3 separate regions of the Mus musculus genome follow, and all the other regions are linked to region 2. The links are chromatin loops, found by intact Hi-C in ENCODE. Cell type or tissue: heart. All regions are shown on one strand.

Region 1 (8,000 bases), 590 kb before region 2:
ACCTGACTGCTTGGGAGCTGTGGATTGACCCCTTGGCAGGCCCAATCAGCACGATCATGTTAACCCTAAATCCTTATGATCATGTTAACAATAAATCCTTATGATCATGTTAACCCTAAATCCTTATGATCATGTTAACCCTACTCCTTGGTCCCTGCCTTTCAGCCGTCTCACTAAGCCTTTCCAACAAAGACTTACAACTTTCACATCCTGGAAGGTCACTGAATTCTTCACAGCAGAAAACTACCAGGTCTTATCCCATCTGGAAGCTCCCTCAACCTGCCCCTGCCAATGTTGAGTTCAGCCAGAAGCAGCCTCCCTAAAACCATGATGTCTCCCTCTTTTTCTTTTTTCCCTTCTAGGGTTGGGATATATTGGTGTCATGAGACATTGGGCCAGGCTGTACCGGGCAAAAGCCCCAAGCCATAAAGAGTGACTTAGCTCTACCCGACCATTTCAGAGCCACCGAGAGAAACGGTATGCCCAGATGCTGAGAACAACCCACTTGCTCCCAATCAAACTAAACCAATTAGCTATAACTTCCTGGTTGCACTGTGCATGTACGTGTGCAAGTACGTGTGCATGTGTGTGTACATGTGTGTCTCCTAGCCCTGGTAAATGCACTCAGTCTCCATCCCTTTGAAAAGGTAGGGCCCCTCCGTGTTCTAATAAAGCAGTGTCACTCAGCCTGTTCAAGTGTGTGTGTGTGTGTGTGTGTGTGTGTGTGTGTGTGTGTGTGTGTGTGTGTATGTGTGTTGGGGGGGGTGCAATTATGTTAAAGGATTATGGCATATTGATCAAAGCAAGAATCCAAGAGTTCACAATGAACTAAATACATAAGAAACTCAGAAACTCATAGAAAGGACGCTAAAAGGTCACTATTGGTAGCCATCCTAATTATAATCTATTCACACAAGAAATGAAAGCCAATAAGCAAAAGTTTGAGTACTACTTAGTAATTACAAGGGGGAGATGGTAACTCTGCAGTGGAGACCTGATGCCAGTAACACAGGGGTCCCACAAAAGAGCAAACCAACACTGTTCCTCTCTGTCTGAGGTACCAGGCATCACCCCACATCACCTTCCTGTACTCTTGTACGAAGCTGTTGCCTGAGTGAAATCCAAAGGAAACACCAAAGGAACACCAGTAGAGAGATTTTTAAAAGAACCACGCACAGTATGCATGCCATAGGTCTTCAGTATACAGATGAAAATCAGACTTTTCCCACCTGCACATTGCCAGGGCACCCCCAGCTGACATGCTCAGTTGAAATGCAGGGCACGGGGATTTTGGTGGGTGCTTAGTTCCAGGAGCAGTATTACTGGAGGCTGTTTGATGCTTATCAAGGGCAGGGAAAACCTGGACCTTGGCCTGGGACTGTAATCCCAGTTCTGTCAGTGGGAGATGAAGAGGCAGGAGGACAGAGAGCTGGAGGAGCTATCCTGGGGTACATAGTAAGCACCTGCTTAAAAACAAAAAGGAGAGGACTATAGAAAACAATTATGGAGTAGAAGAATATGCAGAGACCACACTATCCCCAACACAAAAGCGAACAAACAACTCTTCTAAGATATTGTTTTTGGGTTTAAAAATGCCAAAATTTAAAACTTTCTGGCTATATTTTACTAAGGATAAGTAGTAGTTATCTACTTCAAAGAAAACTCTTATGTATGTTAAGAGGGAAACATATATTCAAGGATAATCTTTTTTTAAAAAGGAAAATTTTGGCCGGGCGTGGTGGCACACACCTTTAGTCCCAGCACTCGGGAGGCAGAGGCAGGCGGATTTCTGGGTTCAAGGCTAGCCTGGTTTACAAAGTGAGTTCCAGGACAGCCAGGGCTACACAGAGAAACCCTGTCTCAAAAAAAAAAAAAAAAAAAAACCACACACACACACAAAAGAATTTTTTTACTCTCACACAAATCACAAATGCAGAAATGAATACATCATGTGATTTCATCTAATTTATTAGTGAGAAACCGATAAGAAATTAAAATTGGTTATAAGGAACAATACCACAAACGCCCATCAGCCAACCGCATGGAAGTCAGTTGAGTACATCAGCAATAATTACTTTTCAAGGGTATCATTCATCCAGAGCTTCTAAAGCTGTAAAGTAACTCCCACGGACTCGGCCTCAGCCAGAGAGGGTGTGTCCTTCAGGCAGCGCACATTTTTTCTCTCTCCACCTAACAGTTATCACTCATCTCTAGACATTGAGTAAGCAAGTAGACAGTCTTAGGTGGGCATACCCCGAATGTCTTGAAATGAAACTTCACCATTTCATTTTAGATTCTGGGCAGACAGAATGAATGTGTTTGGCCCACTGATGATGGGAAGGAAGTGGCTTCATGGGTACACACTGCACAAAGGAATCTGAAACACCATCTGCACCACCTCTCTTCTCTCATCTGTAATGGTCCAAACCATTACAGGGTTTCTTCTGGGGATAAAAGGAGCGCTAACTATAGTGCTTAGCTGTCAAGTTTGCGGCTAGATTTAATCAGATAAAGGTTGTGAAACAGCTTTGGAACTTGTGGCTCTCGAGTTCATGGCTAAAATAAAGAACGGGCCTCTGGGCCTTGGAAGGACCGGCTGAGTTCGCCCGCGCGCTCTGTGCGGCTCCTCCCCCGGCCCCCGCGGGAGGCGGAGGCCGTGGACGCCGGCCCTCCCCAGCCCGCGGCCCGCCCAGGTGGATGAAATCTTGCTGGGGAGCCCGGCCGCTCAGTTCCCGATTCTGTCGGGGGTGCCCGCAGCACGGGCTCTGCAGGCTGCTAAGGATGGGCAAGCTTAGCCCGTGCACTGGCAGGAGCCGGCCTGGAGGTCCCGGGCCGCAGCTGCCACTCTTGCTGCTGCTGCTGCAGCTGCTGCTGCTGCTGCTGTCGCCGGCCCGGGCCTCCGGAGCTACCCAGCCTCCGCATGTGGTCTTCGTGCTGGCGGACGACCTGGGCTGGAACGACTTGGGTTTTCACGGCTCGGTCATCCGCACGCCGCACCTGGATGCGCTGGCGGCCGGCGGCGTGGTCCTGGACAACTACTACGTGCAGCCGCTGTGCACGCCCTCGCGGAGCCAGCTGCTCACCGGCCGCTATCAGGTACTAGGCGGCCTCCAGCCCCGCGTGACCCCGCGAGCCCGCCAGCTCAGTCGGACCGCGCTCGACAACCCTGGCTTCCCCAGGCTGCTGCCTAGGGCCACTGCGCATGCCTGACTTCCTCCTGGTGGCCGAAGGCAGGAGTGGCTTTCGTTTTCTCTAGGTCAGAGGAGAGCGGGGTTTCTGGGATCTCGAGGTGCTGTGTCTGTGAACCCCCAAAGAGAAGGATAGACGAGGTCCTGAGGAGAAAGGATGGAGAAGAAAAGGGAGGCCCAAGGAGCTCCAGAGGGCCATTAAAGTGAGAGGCTGCACTGGGACGGACCCTAGTGACTGACGCGGTGTGTCATAGATCAGGAGTGACCTACTTGAGCCAGGAGGATAGGAAGCCATGTAGATGGGAGTTTCAGAGATTAATTTAGAAACACTAAAAAGACTTGGGATTGTTGACAAGGGACGCATCACCCGAAAAGCCTTCAGTGAATGAGCGTGGGGGTGGGGTATGTGAAAGATCTTAAGCTTTCTCTCAGCCCCTGTTGTACCTGGGAGTCAGGCCACAGGTGAGATAAGGTGCACCCCAGGCTCCTATATCTTTCCTTTACTAAGTTACCCCCTTGCCTATAACTATGCATATGTCAACAACGTGGAAATTCCAGCACCCACGCTCAGATCCTCCGCTGTGCATGGCTAACAATGGAAGTCATTTCCAGGTTCTCCGTACCCCTACAATGAAAATAAGGGTGCTGATATTTCTTCTACCTTTGAGGGTGAATCCAGCCCACATGAGTCTCTTCACTGCCCCTTTAGAGAGTATGTCCCCCACAGAGTATGTGTATGTTAAATGACTGGGAACAGTAAGAACGTATCTTGTAGTGTTTTTATTGTACTGAAACGTTTTTAAAAACCACTTTATGAGGTAGTTATCTTGAACGCCCTTTACAGGCGAGGAGATAGCTTGCCTAAATTGGATGTCAGCGGGGGAGTCACACGGCTATAAATTGCAATCCTTAGTTTCCTGCACCTACTCGTCTCAGACCTATGAAATTAGGCTCCCCTCAATCCAAGTTTGGTGGGTTTTTAAAATCCTGATGTGATTATGATCAAATTAAATTTAATAACTTTTAGTGGTTACTGATATTCTCTGTCTCTGTCCTTTCTTCCCTTTCTCCCCTTCCTTCCTTCCTTCCTTCCTTCCTTCCTTCCTTCCTTCCTTCCTTCCTTCCTTCCTTTCTTTCTTTCTTTCTTTCTTTCTTTCTTTCTTTCTTTCTTTCTATCCTACACACACAGTCACAGTCTTCTGGCCTTTCTTCATACAGAGATTTAGACAACATGGTGTTAGTATGGCTCTCGATACAAGTCAGCCAAAGATGTCAGATAGCAGATACTCAAGGAAACACGCGTTAGCAGTAAATATAAGTGTGATGCACTCCACTGTGTAATGGGTTATAAGTGTTTATTCAGCAAGCATTTTGAGCTTACTGCCCTCCTACATATGTGTCTACAGAACCTCTCGGATCAAACCTCATGTTCTAAAAATGGTTCCAGCAGTGATTCAAAGACTGAAGAGAGAAGGTAATATTTTTCCGAGGGACTCAGAAATATCTGTAGGCAGAGTTTACTGTGGAGCTAAAGCGTGGTTTGCTCTCCCACTAGCAATAAGGGCATCCCAGGGAATCCAGCAGGCTGCTGTGTTTAATCAGCTAGTCCCCAGGCCAGAGCGAGTATCTCCCAGCACACAGTGGGAGTCTCCACACCACTGCTCCTCAGAAGTAGGGTGAGGTGGTTCTGCATTTGCTCTGAAGATCAAGAACTGGACTCACGTTGCAAAATAATGGAGGGTCTGTTTATTTATGCAACATCCTCCTAACAGACATGGAGAGAAAAACAATTCCTGCATGTCATGCCTCACTTACAGGATTGATTGCTTTAACCCCTAATGTGCTACATCTGCCAAATGCTTGAAAATACCTGAGTATTGGAAGTAAAGCTGTGGTTAATAGTTAAAGGAAAAAGAGAAGTTGTGTACTTCAAAGCCATCTGAGGCGTCTCAGAGGAGCTGACTCAAACACAATCTGTTGCGGACATCACAAGATCCTATTAAGGATTACTTTGCTTAGTGATATACTTTTACTGGAGTCTACCAACGATCGTTGCTTTCAAATACCACATGTTGGTACATTCTCAGTACCTTTCTATTGTGCTTCAAAAGCTAATTAAAACAGAATGGTTTTTATACTTAAGTAATTTGAAACTGACGGCAGTCTCATGTTTAAAATCATTGTAAGAGCTGAAAGAAAATATTTGGGCTGGGCAGTGGTAGCACTCGGGAGGCAGAAGCAGGAGCATCTGTGAGTTCAAGGTCAGCCTGCTCTACAGAGTTCCAAGACAGCCAAAGCCACACACAGAGAGACCCTGGCTTGAAAAGCCAAATACACCATATTTTGGGTCTTCCAAATAATCAAGTATTTTCTCCCATAGCAACCTCTTTATGTTTCTTGGAGTCATAGTGACTTAGTAGTGGAGATAGTTCTGAAATATCCAAATATTTTTCTTTGTAATATCGGTGTTGTTCTTTGAAACTGGCTTCTAGTGTTTTTTTTTAAAGAATTATTTATTTTTTTTGTTTATGAGTACACTGTAGCAGTCTTCAAACACTAGAAGAAGGCATTGGATCCCATTACAGATGGTTGTGAGCCACCATGTGGTTGTTGGGATTTGAACTCAGGACCTCCGGAAGAGCAGTCGGTTCTTTTAACCACTGAGCCATCTCTCCAGCCCCTGACTTCTAGTTCTCCTGTTATGATGTTATATTTATACTAAAGAGCAGTGGTTTGACAGTTTTAAAAGCTATGTTATTAGCACTGCTTTATAACAGGGTCGTGTAAGCTGAGGCTGGAAGAAGGTAGATATGTTGGGAGGAAAGGACTTGGGTGGCAAAACACTTGCCTTACCAGCATGAGGTCTTGACTTCAGATCTCTAGAAACCACAGAAAACATCAGGCTGGTGCCACATGTCTAATCACAGTACTGGCAAAATAGGAGGTGGGTCCTTGGAAGGTCATCGGCCAGCTAGACTGCTCTCTCTCTCTCTATATATATATATGGTAGAGTTCAGACCAATGGGAGAGCCTGTCTTAAAACAAACAAGTGAAAGGTGCCCGAGGGCTGACACCTTAGGTTGTCCTCTGGCTTCCACAATGGGTGCTGTGCATGTACATACCTTCACCCACATTTACACACACAGCCACATTTACCATTCACACAGAAGAAATGTGCCCAAGGCCACAGGGCTAAGAAGTGATGGATTGCTTATGAACCAGGCAATGTGCTCAGAATCAGTATTTATAGCAACTATATCTTGTTTCCTCCTTAGAAGTGTTAAAAACATCAGCAGTGTACCTTCATACTTAATAATATCTTTATAATGTTTAACCTTTTAGCTACTCTTAAATATCTCTATCTGAAAAGTGAATCAAAAATTGCCCATGTTAAGTGCAAAATGGGAAATGAATCTTATTTCTGAAAGAATCACTCAGTACAAGAAAATGAACATTTTGTTAACTATTTCAAAGTTAGATACTTATAAGAACTAGTCGAGAGTCCTGTCTGTGACCTTGGCAGTTGTGACGGTTGGTTCTAATTGTCAACTTGATAGTCCCTTGGGAAGCCAGTCTCAGTGAGAGATGCCTATATCAGTAACCTTGTGGGCAGTTGTCCTGATTGTTCACAACAGCCACTGCACTGGCCACATTCCCTGAGTCTGGATCCTGGGCTGGGGAGATGGAGAAACTGAGCTGGCTTGGAAGCATGCGTTCATCTCTTTCAAGCGCTCGATTGTGAGTGTGATGTGTGTGTTTGATTGGTTATCTTAAGTGCCTGCCTTGACTTTCCTCTCCAGATGGACTGTAACTTGGAATTTCAACCTAAAATAGCCCTTTCTCCTCGAAGTTACTTCTTTAAGTCAGAGCATTTGTCATCACAGCAATAGAATTAAAACTAGGATGTCAGTCACACTAATGTTTAGAGAACATCTGTCAAAGTAACTTTTATTTGCCTGAGGTAACTGTTGTCTCCGAAGCTTACTGCCTCAGCAAACCTAGACGCAGTTCTGGAAGCTTCTAGCCTCTGTACAATCTTACCGGGGTCTAGAATGTTTTCAGCCTCTCAAGAGTTACTGCTGGAAAAGCAAGCTCACCCTTTCTTGTTCTTTCTGAGTCCTGGATGCCCGATTCAACTCGGTTGTTCTGGTTCCAAACTCCTCTTCACACATAACCTGGCCTCTGGCTTCCCTCAGCTTCTCTTGAATTGCTCTGCTTGACCTCAAACTAACTCAGGCAATGTGTTCTAATCTTCTGGCTCCTTCTCATTCTCTGGCTCGTTCTGTCTTTACCTGTGTCTAGCATGTCCTTTCTTCAACTTGTCTCTCTATAACTGTCCCTGTAAAACTGCCTCCTTTTTCTGTGCTGCTCTCTCTCTCTGTCTCTGTCTCTGTCTGTCTGTCTGTCTGTCTCTCTTTTAAAGAATTATTTATTTAATGTATGTGAGTTCACTGTAGCTGTCTTTAGATATACCAGAAGAGGGCATCAGATCTCATTACAGATGGTTGTGAGCCACCATGTGGTTGCTGGAATTTGAACTCAGGACCTCTGGAAGAACAGTCAGTACTCTTAACCACTGAGCCATATCCTCATCTCCTGGTTAATGGTAAATACAAAAACTAGACAGAATTCAGTCTCTCACTGAATTCTAGTGTTCTCCCTGTGACCTTTATTATCTTTAAAACCTGTCTATATGCTTTATTTTTAAGTAGGAAACATATATGGTGTAAAAACCTAAATCTGGTAAGAGGGGGTTTTTAGTTTTGTCTGTAGTGTAGTCCCTGATACTTTGTCCCTGTTCCAGTAAAATCT
Region 2 (8,000 bases):
TGTTCTCTATGGAATGTTCTCTATGGAATCTTCTACACCTGAGATTCTCTCTTCCATCTCTTGTATTCTGTTGCTGATGCTCGCATCCATGGTTCCAGATTTCTTTCCTTGGGTTTCTATCTCCAGCATTGCCTCACTTTGGGTTTTCTTTATTGTGTCTACTTCCCTTTTTAGGTCTTGGTTTCCTTACCCGGGAAAACTAAAGTCTCTGTGTCTCTGACCAGCTATTAGCCACAGGCAACTTTATTTACCAATTATAACCAACTGGAGGCAGGGACCTCCAGCGTCTTACATGTTGAATTCTAAGGAATTTTTTTGCAACACAATTAATGTAATAGAAGCAATAAACCCAATCCCCAACACTGTTGCTGTGTTAAAATGCCCCAACAAAAGCTTAAGGGAGGAGGATATACTTTGACTCACAGTGCCAGAATACAAGCCTGTTACAGTGGGGACGTCAAGGAAGCAGGGGCTTGAAGAAGACAGTAATGTGATACTCTCAGTGAGGAAATAGAGTGGTCAGTGGGTGCCATTGCTCAGCATTTCTGTTCAGATGTCTCCCAGTGATATAGTTCAGGATCTCACTCAGGATATGGAACCACCAACCACAGTCTTCCTGTCTCAATTAAAGCAGTTAAGATAATCCCTCAAAGGCATGCCTGGAAGCTCACTTCTCAGGCGACTCTGGGTTCTGCCAACTTGACAATCAACATCAATCACCACGTTCTCACTATGTAACATAGCTGGCTTCTAACTTCCTACTCTCTTACCACTGTCTCTGAGTGCTGAGATTATAGGTGAGGTGTGCACTACCATTCCTGACATTCTACCATAGAGGCAAAATTTATTTAATTCTATCTTTCTATCTATCTATCTATCTATCTATCTATCCATCCTCAAGATTTATAGCTATTTGTTCTCTGCTGACTTTAGGATCTACGTCTATTTGTACTTAGCTGGGCTAGTATTTTCTCACAGAGGCAAAATCTTTATGCCAGCAAGCACTTAAAGCAGTTAATGTTCAAACAAGGTCACTTCAAATATCTATCTATCTATCTATCTATCTATCTATCTATCTATCTATCTATCTATTGATCTATCTATGTATCTATCTATCTAATTTTGAAATGTGGTCTTACATAATCCTGGAACTCATCTAGGCTGGCCTTGAACTCATAGAGATTCTCCTGCCTCTGCCTCCTGAATGCTGAGATTAAAAACATGTGTCAACACTGCCGGCTGTTTGTTTGTTGTGTTTGTTTTAAGGTGTGGTGCTTGCTCCGTATACCAGGCTGGCCCAGAAAAAGAAGGTGGGTGCTCTTCTTTATCACTTTCTGCCTAGTTTCTTTTGGTAAGGTCTTTTTCCAACTTGGAGCTTGGTTTTCTCAGCAAGGTTTGAAACCAGCAAGCCCCAATTCCTTCCTCTGCCTAGGTCAGAACCAGTGCTATAGCCATGTGCTGGACACTTGGCTTGTGATATGGGTGCTGGGATACAAACTCTGGTCCCCTTAACTATGCAGCAAGTACTGTCAGCTGATGAGCCCTCTTTGCAACTCTCCCCTGGCCTAGGACATTTGGCGGCAGATTTTTGATGAATTTTTAAAGTTTTTTTTTTTTTTCTTAATAGTTAGTTTATTCAGATTTCTGCTTTTTCAAGTTTATAACTTATGCAAAATAAAGTTTGCATGCTGTCTTAGTCAGGGTTTCTATTCCTGCACAAAGATCATGACCAAGAACAAGATGGGGAGGAAAGGGTTTATTCAGCCAACACTTCATGTTGCTGTTCATCACCAAAGTAAGTCATGACCAGAACTTAAGCAGGTCAGGAAGCAGGAGTGGATGCAGAGGCCATGGAGGGATGTTCTTTACTGGCTTGTTTCCCCTGGCTTGCTCAGCCTGCTCTCTTAAAGAACCAAGACTACCAGCCCCCAGATGGTCCCACCCACAAGGGGCCTTTCCCCCTTGATCACTAACTGAGAAAATGCCTTACAGCTGGATCTCATGGAGGCATTTCCTCAACTGAAGCTCCCTTCTCTGGGATAACCCCAGCTGTGTCAAGTTGACACACAAAACCAGCCAGTACACCGCGATCATCAAATCATTTTGTTACTACTTCATAACTGAAATTTGCTACTGTTATGAATCATATTTGTAAATATCTGATAAGCAACACCTGCAGGACTTGTGACCCACAGGTTGAGAACAGCTGCTGTATGGGGCATTTTCTTAAGTAGTGATTGATGTAGGCCTAATTTTTTGTGGGTGGTGCCATGCCTGGCTGGTGGTCTTACGTTCCATAAGAAAGCAGGCAGAGCAAGCAATGGGGAGCAAGCCAGTAAGCAGCACTCCTCCATGGCCTCTGTATCAGCTCCTGCCTCCAGCTTCCTGTGTGAGTTCTTGTCCTGACTTCCTTCAATGATGGACAGTGATATGGAAGCATAAGTCAAATAAATCAGCCCTTTCCTTCCCACCTTGCTTTGGTCATGGTGTTCCATCGAAGCCATAGAAACTAAGACACACAGAGAGAAAATTTTATGTTTTTCTAAGGAACACAGGCTTTATATCTTATATAAAATATTCGAGGAAGGAGGAAGAAAATAAGTACTCAGTAATGTTTCTTGAGAATCATACAGCCTTGATACCCCACACCATCGAAGGACAAGGTAAACAAAATAAACCAAGACTTCCCCAACAACTTTCCAAAGTATAGGTCAACTGTTTACATGAGTCTGTATGAAAACAAAACAACCAATGAAAATAAAGCAGCTTGTTTAAAGAATGAAACTTGAGAATGGGCCCTTTTCAAGTGGGGTGTGCTGGTGCGTGGCTATAGTCACAACATTGGAAAGTTAAGGCAGGAGGATTGCAAGTTCGAAGCCAGGCAGGACTACAGAGTGAGACCCTGTCTCTAAAAACAAAATAAACCCTTTCCATAAGAAAATGAACTATTGTGGGTGGGTAGGGGAGCAGGACGGGGGGGGGGGGCCTCTGGGGGGGTATAGGGAACTTTCGGGATAGCATTTGAAATGTAAATAAAGAAAATATCTGGGCTGGTGAGATGGCTCAGTGGTTAAGAGTGCTGACTGCTCTTCCAAAGGTCCCAAGTTCAAATCCCAGCAACCATGTGGTGGCTCACAACCATCCGTAACGAAATCTGATGCCCTCTTTTGGAGTGTCTGAAGACAGCTACAGTGTACTTACATATAATAAATAAATAAATCTTAAAAAAAAGAAAATACCTAATAAAATAATAATAAAAAGAAAATGAACTATTCAAGATAAATTGGATTAACATGTCCATGTGAAAAAAAAACTCACATGAAAGATAATCATATTCATTATCAACATGAATATAAAAATTAATTAGAACACAAAAATCTATATCACATTATGACAAAATTATGAGAATGTGAGGAAATCCCTCTCATACGTAAATGGTAGGAGAGCAATTTAGAATATCTAGTAAAAGCGTTTACATTCCAAAATAAAAACAATTATATACTCAGGTATATTTTGTACTGAGGATGTGTTCACATTGTCATTACTTGACAAAATAAGCAAAGCCTAGTGTCTTCCCGTAGTAAATGAATTTATCCATGCACACCACTTAGTATAGTGTCTGGGGTATAAGCTAAGCATCATATAACACCTTGTTATGTATCATCACCATCGATCAGTCAGTCGTAGGAGAGATTCTACAAATCTATCAATATCATCAACACTGGGAAGAAACATATTTGCGATGCTCGAACACTGTCTGGATAGGTGTATTGAAAAGCTAATTAACCGCCAACGTTTGGTCAGTTTGGAGGCTGATTGCTCCTCTCTCTCCTAGCACTAAGGAGGAGCGTGTTTTCCGAGAGACAACGCAATCTTTCAGTCAAGTCGAGAAATCTTGGTGGGACCTTGGTGTTTGCCTGGTGCTACCCTTGGGTTTTGGTGATTTGCTGCAGGGCTGCAGGTATTCAGTCCTTTCTGGACCGCATGTGTAGGGAAAGAGGAACGAAGGAACGGTAGTCACCAGGGAGGCTGGTGAGGGTCCTCTTGGAAAGCTGCCCGGGACAGAAGGGTTGCAGTTCTGCAGCCAGAAACCATCCCATCTTGCTGCTTAGGTGTTGTTGGAAAGCCACTTGCCCAAGAGTGGAAGCAGGCGGCGCTCGGAGGAGAGCGCACTCCAGCTTCTGGCCCAGGCTTAGCTCGCGGCAGCTGACTGCGGGCAGGACGCAAGCCTCGAACTTCAAGTAAGAACCTCGGGCCCCAGGAAAAACTTAGGCAAAGCTTGCAGGCGGATGATCGCCTCCGCGCAGATCCTGAAAGCCTCCTCCGAAGGAGGAGCTTTCACGTCTAGAACGTCAGGCCACTCTGGCTGTGAGAGGGGCGGAAGCCAGCCTCGAGGGCTGAGAGCTTGTGGCCGCTGAAGCCAAGTTCTTCCGACCTGTGCACCGCGTTTCAGGAGCCATCGGGGAGCGATCAGTGGACAGCAGAAGAGAAGCAACGAACCCTGGAGGATCTGAGATCTCCTCCACCAAAACGCATCCAAGGGCCTCATATCCAGTTCTTTACGTGCCCACGACTCTCCGGCTGACCCGGTGCAAAACCCCAGCTTCCTGTTAAGGGTCCCGAGTGTAGCTTCCCGGCAGCCCCTAACACCCGGAGCGCGACAATCTAGCGCACCGGGAGCGGCAGGCGCGGGCCCGCACGGACACAGTGCGCACGCGCAGGGGGTGGGCCGCCCGGTCAGCCGGAGCAGTGACGAGCCCGGAAGCGCCGGCGCGCGCCCCCTCCGCCCCAGAACTAGTTTGGTTCGGTGTCCTCCGAACGCCAGCCATCCGTAGAGGACCCCGCACGCTCTCTCCCGCACCCGCCTGCTGGCCAGCACCGCCCGCGATGTCTAGCAACAGTTTCGCCTACAACGAGCAGTCGGGAGGAGGGGAGGCGGCGGAGCTCGGGCAGGAGGCCACCTCGACCATCTCTCCCTCGGGCGCCTTCGGCCTCTTCAGCAGCGATTGGAAGAAGTGAGGACCGGGGTTCGGGGTGCGGGAGCGCTGCCGGGACGCGAGGCGGCCGCCCGGGCTGCTCTCGGTTCCTGGGGAACCTCCCTGCCGCCCCCGCTGCGGTGGGTCGGTGGGTGGGTGGGTGGGGGTGGCCCCGCCGGGTGCGGGGCTTGTTGGGGACGTCTGGGGACGCCCAAGGCGGCGCCTGTGGTCTTCAAACTTTGGTGTGTGTGGGGGGGAAAAAGCAAACCAGTTGGTGAGCCGAGGTTCCACTTCCCAAACCGTTGACTGAGTTGATCTGGGCTGCGCACAGGAGTTTGAATTTTGAACTTCTAGTGAATTTGAGGTCTACAGGATCAGACCTCGAGAAAGTCATTTATTTAAAGGTGACGAGGGTATTTGGGGAAGGGAGTGGGGAGTGGGCCTGCTGCTTATTGGGACCCTATAATGTAGGGACTAAGCGGTGGTTTGGGGGTTTTGTATAAATGACAAACTTATTTTTTCTACCACCTTTGGCGTTTTTCATGTGATGATCTTTGCACCAGGGTACTTCCCCGCCCCCACTGAAGCACTGAGATAATATTTAAATAGAGTGTTGTTGTGAACCAAACCCAGTTCTAGTTCTTTACAAATAGTATGAATTTTAAAAATAAGCACCAACCGTGTATACTGATTTTTGTAAAAAGTTACTTATGGTTCGCGTCAAATACCGCCAAGAATTGAAAACATCCTTAGCGGGTTCTGTTTTAGTTTGGGTTTTACATTTTGGCGTGTTGATGGGCTGTGGATAAATGTACAGAATTATGACAACTTAGATTATTTGTCGTTCCCCTCCCTTTTCTTTCTGACAGGGTCTCACTGTGTAACCTTGGCTGGCCTGGAACTCACTAGGTAGAGCAGGCTAGCCTGAAACTCAGAGAAATCCTCCTGCCTCTGCTACTCCAGTGCACACACCACCATGCCATTACACATTCTTTTTAAATTTTTGTTCTCTTATTGTTACGCAGTATAGTAAAACATAATAGACTATCACTAGATTCTACCCACTTAAGGTAAGGAAACTTGGTTGATAGTTTTATGGATATTAAGAGGTGTAACTAAAATAATAATTGGTGGGGAAGGTGGTTAGAGACAATCTTGTTCTGTAGCTCAGGTTGGCCTCAAACTGGAACTTGCCATTCTCCTGCCTCTGCCTCCCAGGTGCTAGTAGCTGAAATTGAGATTAAGATTTGACTCTATTGATTAACATCTTGTATAAAGCATATTAATTATCTTTGTGTTCATTATTTTCAGGATATGAAAGTGTAAAACATAATAGATGTCTTCTGTCTTTGTGTGCATTTGTGTGACTGATTGATCCAACAAGGAGTTTTTGGTAACTCCACATTTCCCTCAGTAGAAGGTCTCAGTTGTTGAATTTGCCTGTGACTTGGGGTACACTTAGTCAGCCTTTCTGACGCGTAAGCATCTGAGGTGTTTTTTCCTTTTCTTTTAGATCATGTAAAAGCTTGGGCCTGATTTGGGAAGAATGCATGGCTTTCTAGTGCAGTTGATGTTAGAGTTGAGTTACAAGGAGCTAACATTGAATGCTTGTGCATGGGTATTCATAATTATCATCTGCAGTGTGTTTCTACATTGCTGGAGCTTTGCTTAGGTAAGTGCTCTGCCTCCGAGCTCCATCCCTGGTCCTCCGTCCTTAGTGGGCTGTTACTGGTGCTTCTCTGATTCCACATTATGGGTGAGGAAATTGGAGTCCAGTTGGTTAATTTGCCCAAGGTCACAAAGCTGTCAGAATTTGAACCTAGCTAGACATTATCATCTCTGTTCTTTCTTTAATGTGTTTGTTTGCATATGCTATTAACTACTTGAAATCAATGCTATTTTTAGGGAATGCATACAGCTCACCAAAAGTTTAAAACTTGAAAGTTCCAAGACAGCCAGGGCTATACAGAGAAACCCTGTCTCGAAAAAAAAAAAAAAAAAAAAAAAAAAAAAGAGAGAGAAAAAACGTTTGTCTTTTGAGATAGGATCTTACTATGTAGCCCAGGCTGGCCTCAAACTTGTAGTCCCTGCCTTAGGCTCTTGCATAGCTACTATATGACCTTGAAGCTTTCAGGAGTTGAAACACTGGCTACTGAGCTGCAGCCTGATAGAGCTAAGTGTGTAGGAAGCAGCAGACTCCTGTTCTGGAAGTGGCCACTTAATCTCTCCTGAGCGCCGGTTAAAAACGTTTGTCTTAGCCGGGCGTGGTGGCGCATGCCTTTAATCCCAGCACTCGGGAGGCAGAGGCAGGCGGATTTCTGAGTTCTAGGCCAGCCTGGTCTACAAAGTGAGTTCCAAGACAGCCAGGGCTATACAGAGAAACCCTGTCTCGAAAAACAAACAAACAAACAAACAAAAAAACAAACAAAAAAAAAGAGAAAAAACGTTTGTCTTTTGAGATAGGATCTTACTATGTAGCCCAGGCTGGCCTCAAACTTGCAGTCCCTGCCTTAGGCTCTTGCATGCTTGGATTTATAGGTGTGGCCTATCACACCCAGTTCCTTTGCTCTACTTTCAAAGTTACTCTGAAAGAGCTTCTTTTCCTTTTGTGTTTACTTTAAGATCATTTCAGGTTTTTTTTTTTGCCCCAGCCTTTGTAAGGAGAACCACTCTTTTTATGTAGAATCACTAATTATTATTTTAGTTTTTCACTTTTTACTTACTTGTGTTGGTGTGTGGGTTTGTATCGTACCCACGGAGGCCAGAAGAAGGCATTAGATTTCCCTGGAACTGGTGTCAACAGGTAGTTGTAAGCTGCCTAATATGGTGCTGGAAATGAAACTGGAAATCGCTTCTGGGAGATCAGTCTGGTCTCTTGACCACTGAGCTGTCTCTTCAGTCCAAACAGCGTTGCTGTGCTCACCTGCCCCTCCCCTCCCGTCCCCCTCCCCCTTCTCTCTGCCTTCCTCTCGACCCCTGTCCTTTCACATTCACACGCACACTTACGTTTGCACACACATTTCA
Region 3 (8,000 bases), 72 kb before region 2:
ACACACACACACACACTCTCTCTCTCTCTCTCTCACATACACACACAGTAAGACATTTTTAAAAACAAACAACCTTATAAGGAACTACCAACAATGGACTAGGTACCTGACCACCATACAGTCTAACACCAAACACAGAAGCCATCTCGCTATCCACAGACCTAACCAAATATATCTCATGATGTAGCCAAGCTCTCAATTCTGATTCTCCTGGTGTCTTAAATGTTACTTCCATTATTTATCTAATTCAATTACATTAAGTCAGAAAAACATATTAGAAAGCCTAAAGATATCTTTGCCCCTTATTAATGTCGCCCTCTGAAAAAGCGTCCTTCCCTCTACCCTTACTCATTTAACTTTTGCTCAACTACAGAAGTCTCTATATTAGCCTCTGCTTTCACCCTGCAGACATGCCTGACCTCTGAATTAGACTAGTATCCACCAAATTAGGAATGCTGCTCCAATATCTGTTGGTTACGTGGAAACTGAACCGAGTAAGGCACATATAGCAACTGTTCCCAAGCTACACATTGAGTATGCAAAAAAAAAAAAAACTTTTATTTTATTCTACTTTGGGAGACAGGGTCTCTCCATGTTAGCTCTGGCAGGCCTACAACTCACTACATTAACCATGCTGGCTTCAAACTTGGTAATCCTCCTGCCTCCACATCCGGAGTGCTGGGATTAGGCATGCATTTCTATGCACATCCCTTTTCTGGCTTTAAAGTCACATTTTAACAATTCAAAAACAATGTTGTTTTTTTTAAATAAATTTCACAAAATTTAATATTGTTTTGAATTACCATAGATTTTTTAGTTCTTTCAACTTCCTCATGCATAATAAAAGACCCTGAAATGTCATAAAGCCATTCACTGGGCCTACCACAGTCACTGGGGTAAAACAGGTGCTCAAAGAAGACACAGGAACTGAAGGCAGCAAAGCAATAAAATCAAGTAAGCCTTAGATCATCTTAGGAGATTCAATTCTGAATGATTTTCAGGGCTCAAATAAAGATGCTTACAAAAGTTTCCTAACACAACAGTGCCGGGTGAAAACAACATCCCAGAGGCCTGAGGTGTGCTGACGAAGGCCGCTAATCCAATGATCAGGAGTTCAAGGCCAGCTTTTGTTACAAGAGTCTCAAAAAACAAATACACAAACCAACACCAAGGAGGAATGAACTATGGAGCATGGATAACAAAATGTCAACACCAAGATTTAAAAAGAAAATCGACCAGAAAGTAACAGTAAGAGTCCTGGGAACTTTGTAAACAAGGGCATGAAAAAGAAATAGTATTTCAAAAGTCACTTCTACCCAAAATGAAGCAGAAGGAAAACAACCTCCTGTAGATATAAAGGTTCCTTTGAGAGACAGAAGGGTAACTAGTTACAAATGCAAAGATAAAGCCAGGGACACTGTCTGTGGTGTGACAGTCACTACAAGTGGAGAACCACGGTACAAATACTCAGCCAAACCTCCTTAGACACAAATTATCCAGACTTTAGAACATTCTATGGACTTGGATAATCACTGTCCTGAATGCATCTCCTTACAGAAACAGAAAATGTTAATCATTTTCTTCCATGATTAATACTTAAAACCTATATGTGTTTAGAATTATCACAGCAACCTTATGCCCAGCAGAAACGGGAGGTGTCATGGTAAGATCACATATTACAAAATATCAATTTGTGATAAGAAGCTAGGATCTTGCCCTAACAAGAGACTAATATGAAAGGAACTGTGAACTGGATGTCCAGATATAAAACCAACAGCCTTGTGGTTAGATGCTTAAAAACAGCATCACTGAATTATCTAAGTTAGGAGAGACTAATGGGCTCTTAATGTTTCATCTCTAATTATTTTTAAATGACACTCACTTGACAAATTATGAAATGTTTCTTTTGGATATCCATAATATCAGAATAATCCAATTTTCACTACATGGAAGTGAGTCCAATAGTAAATGAAACAAAAACTTCAGGGGGTTGAGGGAGCATGGACCGCCCTTTAAAGTGTACCTGAGCCTTTTATCTGCAATTACAGAGTTTGGCAGGCTGAGGTAGAAGGAAAGAAAGTTCCAAAGCCAGGTACACTACCTAGTGAGACCCTGTCTCAAAACAACAATGAAAACCAAAACAAAAAAGCAAATGAATAGATCGGGAGGACCAGGTGTTGAAAGTTACAGTCAACTCAACCATAACAGCTTTCTCTGTAGTTTTGCAAAATGAGTCCAGCTGTCAGGTATAAGGGGGATAACTTCATTAAAAGAATCCTTCATGAAGACATGAGGTTAAAACCATCAGAACAGGGGTGCCTTTTGCTTCAATATTGCAGGTAAGCCACAAAAGGACTAAAAAGAGGTAAACCCAACAGGCCAGAAGCAGCACTTGGGTGCCCACAAATTAGTTCCTACTTCACCTTTGAGACTACAAATTAAAGTTTGAGCTGCACACAGTCAGAGCAATTAAGAAAGAACTAACCAAGCCAACAGTTGGAAGAAATTGCCTTGCTATGCCTCACAGTCTTTAAGAAAACCAAAGTACTTTTCAAGGCAAAGTTCTCGGACGCGGCATTAAATTTTAGAGCAGATGCCTAACATTTAAATGGCCTGCCTAGGCATTTATTTCTATGCCAAGCCCTTCTGAGGCTTGGGATCCGATCAGGTCCACTCCATGAAGGAAAGAGCTCACTCACGTGAGGAACGGAATCCTCAAACAGCTCGGATCCCCGGTGACGCACTCCCAGCTTGGAAAATGGCCCAGGGTCCACCTCCCTAACAGCAGCTAGGTGGGGAGATGCCCGTGTGCACTATTGTTTCCAGATGTTTATTTATTTTTAACTTCTGTTTGATGCCCGTTCCCCTAAACTGGGCCCGGTGGGGAAGGGGGCCTCTGGCAGCGCCACTGGTGGCTCTGGGAGCAACCGAGTTTTGATAATAAAAAACACCCCTTTATCCTTTTATCGCAGCGTCCGTGTATCCGCGCCTCTCTCCCGCACACCTTGGCCGTCACCGGCACGCAGCGCCGGTGCCAGGTCCCCATGACAACCCCAGCCCGGGCGCCCCGGCCTCCCGGCCCCCGCCCCGCGGCCCGCCGTGCCGACCGGACTAGTGGCGGCCACACATGCCCCGCTCCGCTCCGGACCCGGCTCCCGGTCCGGCCGGTCCGCGGCCCGGTGCGAGCCTCCTGGCTGGTGGCGCGGCCAGTGGTGACGCTGCGTCCCGAGACCCTCCCGACAGGGCCTCCACGGCCACCGCGACGCCCAACGCGGGCCAGGGCCGCGGCCGGGCGCTCACCTTGAACGGGTTGTTGAGATCCGGATCCGCAAACGGGTTGCTGTCAAAATCCGACATTGCCCCGGCACTGCGCGTCACCCACCCGAGCCCGGCGCCGAGACACAGACGAGGCGAGGCCGCCGCCCCCCTGCGCGCTCACGTCGCCGCCGCCGCCGCACAGATCCGGGTGCAGCTCGCGGGCCACCGAGCCGGCCGTGCCACTGAGCATGCCCGGTGCGGCGGAGGCCCGCGGCGCCCAGCCATCCGGCCGTCCCTTCCCGCCTGGATCTGCGCTCCGGGCTCTGCCTCCGACCGAAGGGCGAGCGCAGGCGGAGGGCAGGTTCCAAGCCCCGGGCCGTGGACCCACCTAGTGCGGCTTGGGGAAGGGGTGGTGGCCTGTGTAGGGGAGGACGGTGCGCGCAGGTCCCACGTGGCAGGTGGGGGAGACAAGACTTGGAGAGCGAGTAGCTGAGGTGCGAAAACATCCGCCGCAGACACCAAAGATTCCAGACCCCAGAGAGGATAGGAACCCTAAAGCAACTTAAAACATCGCTGCCCGACACACCCCAACCTGGGAAACCCAGCCGGTCCTCCGATCCCAGGTTACTGCGAAGTCACGGAAAGCGGCTTCGCGCTGAGGATCCGGAGTTGCTCCAAGAAAAGGCAACATTCACTGCGGGGAGGGGGGGGGGGCAGCCTCTGTCTCCCATCCTCCCTCCCCACTCATAAATAATGGGGGGTGGGGGCACGTGGGACGGCCGAGTAGGTGGCAGAGTCTATCGACCCAGACCCTCAAGTTACTGATAATGGAAGAGAAATTGTTGACGTTTATTTTCAGGCATTTGGATGCAGAATACACACCTCCTAATATTTGCCTTTTTTCTTCCAAGTGCCGGGAATGATTATTGAAAACTACAGTAAATGACATATCAGTCATTGCACCACCCGGAACTTGTTGAGAGGACATGGCTTTCTCAACTCTATCCTTCCTTCCACTTTTAACAGAAGGGCACTTGGGTGAACCCAGAATTATTTTTATTTGGCAGGGACCTAAGAACTGGAAAAACCCAGATTTAATTATCCATAGCTTTTTGAGGGCCTTGCGCTAGGCAAAGTCACCTAGGCAATAATAACTTTCCCCAATGTGAAAGCGCACCCACCCACCCACGCACAACGTGCTGTAGTCTGGTAGAATCCAGGTTGGGATGACAAAGCAGCTGCTTCTAAGGCAGCCAACTAATTAGGAAGTAGGCATCCAACAGTGATCACCACAAGGTGGAAAGAATCTAAGATTGGGGGCTCTGCTCCCAGATCCTCGGCAGCTGCCTGTACCTGGTTCTGACTCAGGGTTCAGCACCTGTTGAAATCCAAGCTCAACTACAAAAGTTACTTTGTGCTCCTGTGCTAACCTCTCTGAGTGTTAGAGGCTAAAGAATAAGTATGAAAAACTGCGTAAAACGTGCCCCGCATGTCTTTAAATCCAGGTAAATATTGGCTGAACGTGTGCAAACAGCGAGGGTACCTACCCTGCCCCTTGTTCTGTGGGTTGTCTCATCTCTCCTGAACCTGACCTTATCCAGCTGATTCCCATTGTTTGGGCTCTCAATCCTTCCAAGGATCCCCCAGATGACTCAAGTATTCAGACTATTATACTTAACTTCTGTGTTCCAAGCCCATAGAGATCAGCTGAGCATGCAATGCCTGGTGGAAATTTCCAACTGTACTCTCTCTCGCTCTCTCTTTTTTTTTAAGCTAAAGATGCACTCACTGCTCCAACCCCACGGAGTTCCTGGGCAGACACCCAGGCCTGTGCGTCTCCTAGCCCCAAGAGTTTGCATTAGGGTTCCCAAATAGGGACCCTGCATCTTCATTTTTAAAAAGGTCTTTATATAAATGTTATTGTGTATAAATTCCTAAAACAGGTTCAAAACATAACTATGGGCTGTTATGATTTTGTTTCCTAGTACTGGCATTAAAATACCCTGGCAGAAAGCAATCCCAACAGAAAGGAGGTCTATTCGGCTCACATTTCAAGTTGTCTATTGTTTCAGTACATCAAGACAGGAACTTGGAGCAGCTATTAACTCAAATGTAAGGAATGATGGTGCCCACGAGGGTCTGGCTCTTCCTATATCAATTAACATAACCAAGCCAGTCCTGTGCAGCATGCCCATTGGCCAAACTACTCAGGCAATCCCTCATGAAGCCCCCTCCTTCCCAATGGTTCTATGTGTGTCAGACTGACAACCGAAACTATCCATGGATTCGGCTTGACTTTGTTTAGTGGTGGTGGTTTTGTCTTCTCCTACCAACTTTGTATTCTCAACATTATTACGTACACTCTAATGCCACACCTATCCCTCAGTCTTGCCAACCTTCTTAAGCTCTTGCTGTCCTGACACTGGAGAAACAGGGTATGACCCATGTCCCCAGCCTGTTTTCCTCTCTGGGACATGTGCAAAGTTACTAAGTAAGCTGTGTACTTGCCAAGGAGACTGCCTAGGGCTTCTTCACCATGACACAGAAATATTGTCACTTTTTATTTGAACGGTGATGGTAGAGTGGGGGAGGGGCTTGAAAGCATGGCCTAATGGAAATCCCTCCACATTAACTGTTTCTCCAGCATTATTTTGAAAACTGCAAGACTCGTGGCGTGGTCTGTGAAGGGCCTCACTCATTCATTAGTTGTTCTGAAACCAGACATTACAGGTCCAGGAAAGACCCTGACCCTTTCGAATCAGGACAGGTCCAGTCATTTAGGGATGCACTTTAGTCTGGTCATTAGTAGGGGAGGAAGTGAATCGGGAGATGGGAAGCAGGCTGCTGCTTTTTCTAGGCTCTACCTTCTGAATTGGGCAGGCCAAAAAATGACTCAGAATTGGTTTGGGGTCTCAGCTATTTGTGACCTGGGTCATAGCACCTTTCCCATCTGAGTTTCCAAGGCTAGCCCATCACCAATTAACCTTTCTTTCTTTTGGGAAGGGGTGGCTTGGGTTCCTGAGCCCTCTAAGTGCTAGGATCACTGGCTTGCACCACTCACCCAGTTTAACAAGTATTTCCTGAACCCTACTGAGAGGTAAGCAGTGTTCTAGATGTTGTGGATAACACAGTTTACCAGATACAAGAGGAGGGCCTGTGGAAGCCATCGAGACACCTCAGCAGATAAAGGTACTTGCCACACAAGCCTAGCAACCTGAGTCCAATCCCCAGAACCCATATTCCAGAAAGCTGTTCTCAGACCTCCTGGCATAAGAGAAAGAATGAAAGAGTATGCCATCCCCACCGCCCATTGCTCTCCGGAAGCACGTGCACAAGTGGAAGTCAGAGGACGATTCGGGCCTTGCTCCCCTTTTCCCATCAGATGAATTCCAAGGATTCAATTCAGGTTATCAGCCTTCGAGGCAGGCAAATTCACCTGCTGAGCCATCTCACTGGCTCCTTATTCCCAACTTTTACTAGGTGTGTAGAACTGGAGTGGTATTGTTTAAAAAATGATATATAAAGCACTTCTGTTTGGCTTTGGGATTGCTGTTTATTTGTTTGTTTGTTTGTTTTATATGTATGAGTGCTTGCATGCATGTATGTATATGTACGCCATACTAAGAACTTGTGCTTGGTGCCCATAAAGGCTCCCCTGGCACTGGAGTTAGAGATGTTTGTGAGCTGCCATATGGGTGTTGGGGACCAAACTGTCTTGCGCGCGCGCCCTGACTTGCCAGCAAGAACGATGCTGCAACAGGATCCTTCTACACACATTTATTGGGAGAGCTTGATTGCAGAGGCAAAGAGACCCCAAGCCCAGAACTGGTGCTGCTTATATAGGCCTAGGAGAGGTGTGTCTCACACCCGGATTGGTTATGCATGGGTTATGCTTACCACCTCATTTGCATGTCTCACATCTGATTGGTTAACATGTCTCTCATCTGATTGGTTAATTCTCAAAACCTCATCTTGGCAAAAAAACTTTACTGCCTATGTATGCGTGGTGGCCAGCGGTAGCCAACACCACCCTGCAACGGCACATGTGGCTTTCCCACAAAACTGGTCCTCTAGCAGGTGCTCTTAACAGTTGAGCCATCTTTCCAGTTCTTTTATTTGCTTTTGGGGATAAGGTCTCATTACTTAGCCCTGGCTGCCCTGGAATCACTGTGTAGATCAGGATGGGCTTGCAACTCAAAGATCTGTCTGCCTTCTGAGTACCGGGATTAAAGGGGTGGGCACAATACCGGAATTTTTTTTTTTTTTTTTAAGAATCTGCTTTTTCCATTTTCAGATAGAAAAGCCAACCAATCATCAGTGAGAATAGACTTTATCAAATCTTAGGTCCAGCTCCTTATCTGTACTATCTCTGCTCCAGGAAGCGTCCTCGTTTAATTCTTCCTTTCCCCTACAAATTCCATAAAATCTTTTCAGGATATTTATTGTCCTGACCATAGCCAAATCTTCATTTTGCACCCCCACCACTGGACCACAGCACCTGGAAAGCAAGAACTGTATGTTTTCATCATTGTGTCTTCTCCATCATCTGGCACAATGCTACCAAGAGTGGGCAGAAAGAAGGGAGGGGAGACAGGAAAGAAGAAAAGAGAGAAGGAGGGAGGAAGGGAGGGAGAGACGGAGGGAGGGAGGAAGGGAGGGAGGGAAGGAGGGAGGGAGGGAGGGAAGGAGGCACAGTTTCATCTGGGGCTTCTCTTCTTTGCTGACATTCTGGAAATTCCTTC

Evidence for each region. A loop is a pair of places that touch in the nucleus more often than their neighbours do. Peaks named below come from ENCODE experiments on the same cell type or tissue, not always from the same donor. Only the 100,000 strongest peaks of a DNase experiment are listed, where the experiment ranks them.
Region 1: it touches region 2 in a loop (5-fold over the local background); 3 of 42 quality-filtered maps call a loop at or near these places.
Region 3: it touches region 2 in a loop (7-fold over the local background); 16 of 42 quality-filtered maps call a loop at or near these places.

What each region holds. Positions count from the first base shown.
Region 1 is chr13:93,768,997-93,776,996 of GRCm38, forward strand. Arsb (arylsulfatase B) reads left to right here and starts at 2,683. Exons shown (of 8, transcript NM_009712.3): 1 at 2,683-3,096. The coding sequence starts at 2,782. In heart, a CTCF peak has its summit at 3,221 (motif pointing left); DNase peaks (open chromatin) are centred at 2,715 and 3,195; H3K4me3 peaks cover 1,819 bases; H3K27ac peaks cover 1,706 bases; H3K27me3 peaks cover 490 bases.
Region 2 is chr13:94,354,217-94,362,216 of GRCm38, forward strand. It overlaps Ap3b1 (adaptor-related protein complex 3, beta 1 subunit), which reads left to right and starts at 4,744. Exons shown (of 27, transcript NM_009680.3): 1 at 4,744-5,015. The coding sequence starts at 4,888. It overlaps Gm9776 (predicted gene 9776), which reads right to left and starts at 4,707. Exons shown (of 1, transcript NR_045619.1): 1 at 2,531-4,707. In heart, no CTCF peak of the experiment used is centred here; a DNase peak (open chromatin) is centred at 4,745; H3K4me3 peaks cover 2,329 bases; H3K27ac peaks cover 1,705 bases.
Region 3 is chr13:94,281,920-94,289,919 of GRCm38, forward strand. It overlaps Scamp1 (secretory carrier membrane protein 1), which reads right to left and starts at 3,362. Exons shown (of 9, transcript NM_029153.1): 1 at 3,301-3,362. The coding sequence starts at 3,357. It overlaps Gm32089 (a long non-coding RNA gene), which reads right to left. Exons shown (of 4, transcript XR_382757.4): 4 at 7,529-8,000. In heart, no CTCF peak of the experiment used is centred here; DNase peaks (open chromatin) are centred at 2,762 and 3,532; H3K4me3 peaks cover 2,436 bases; H3K27ac peaks cover 2,031 bases.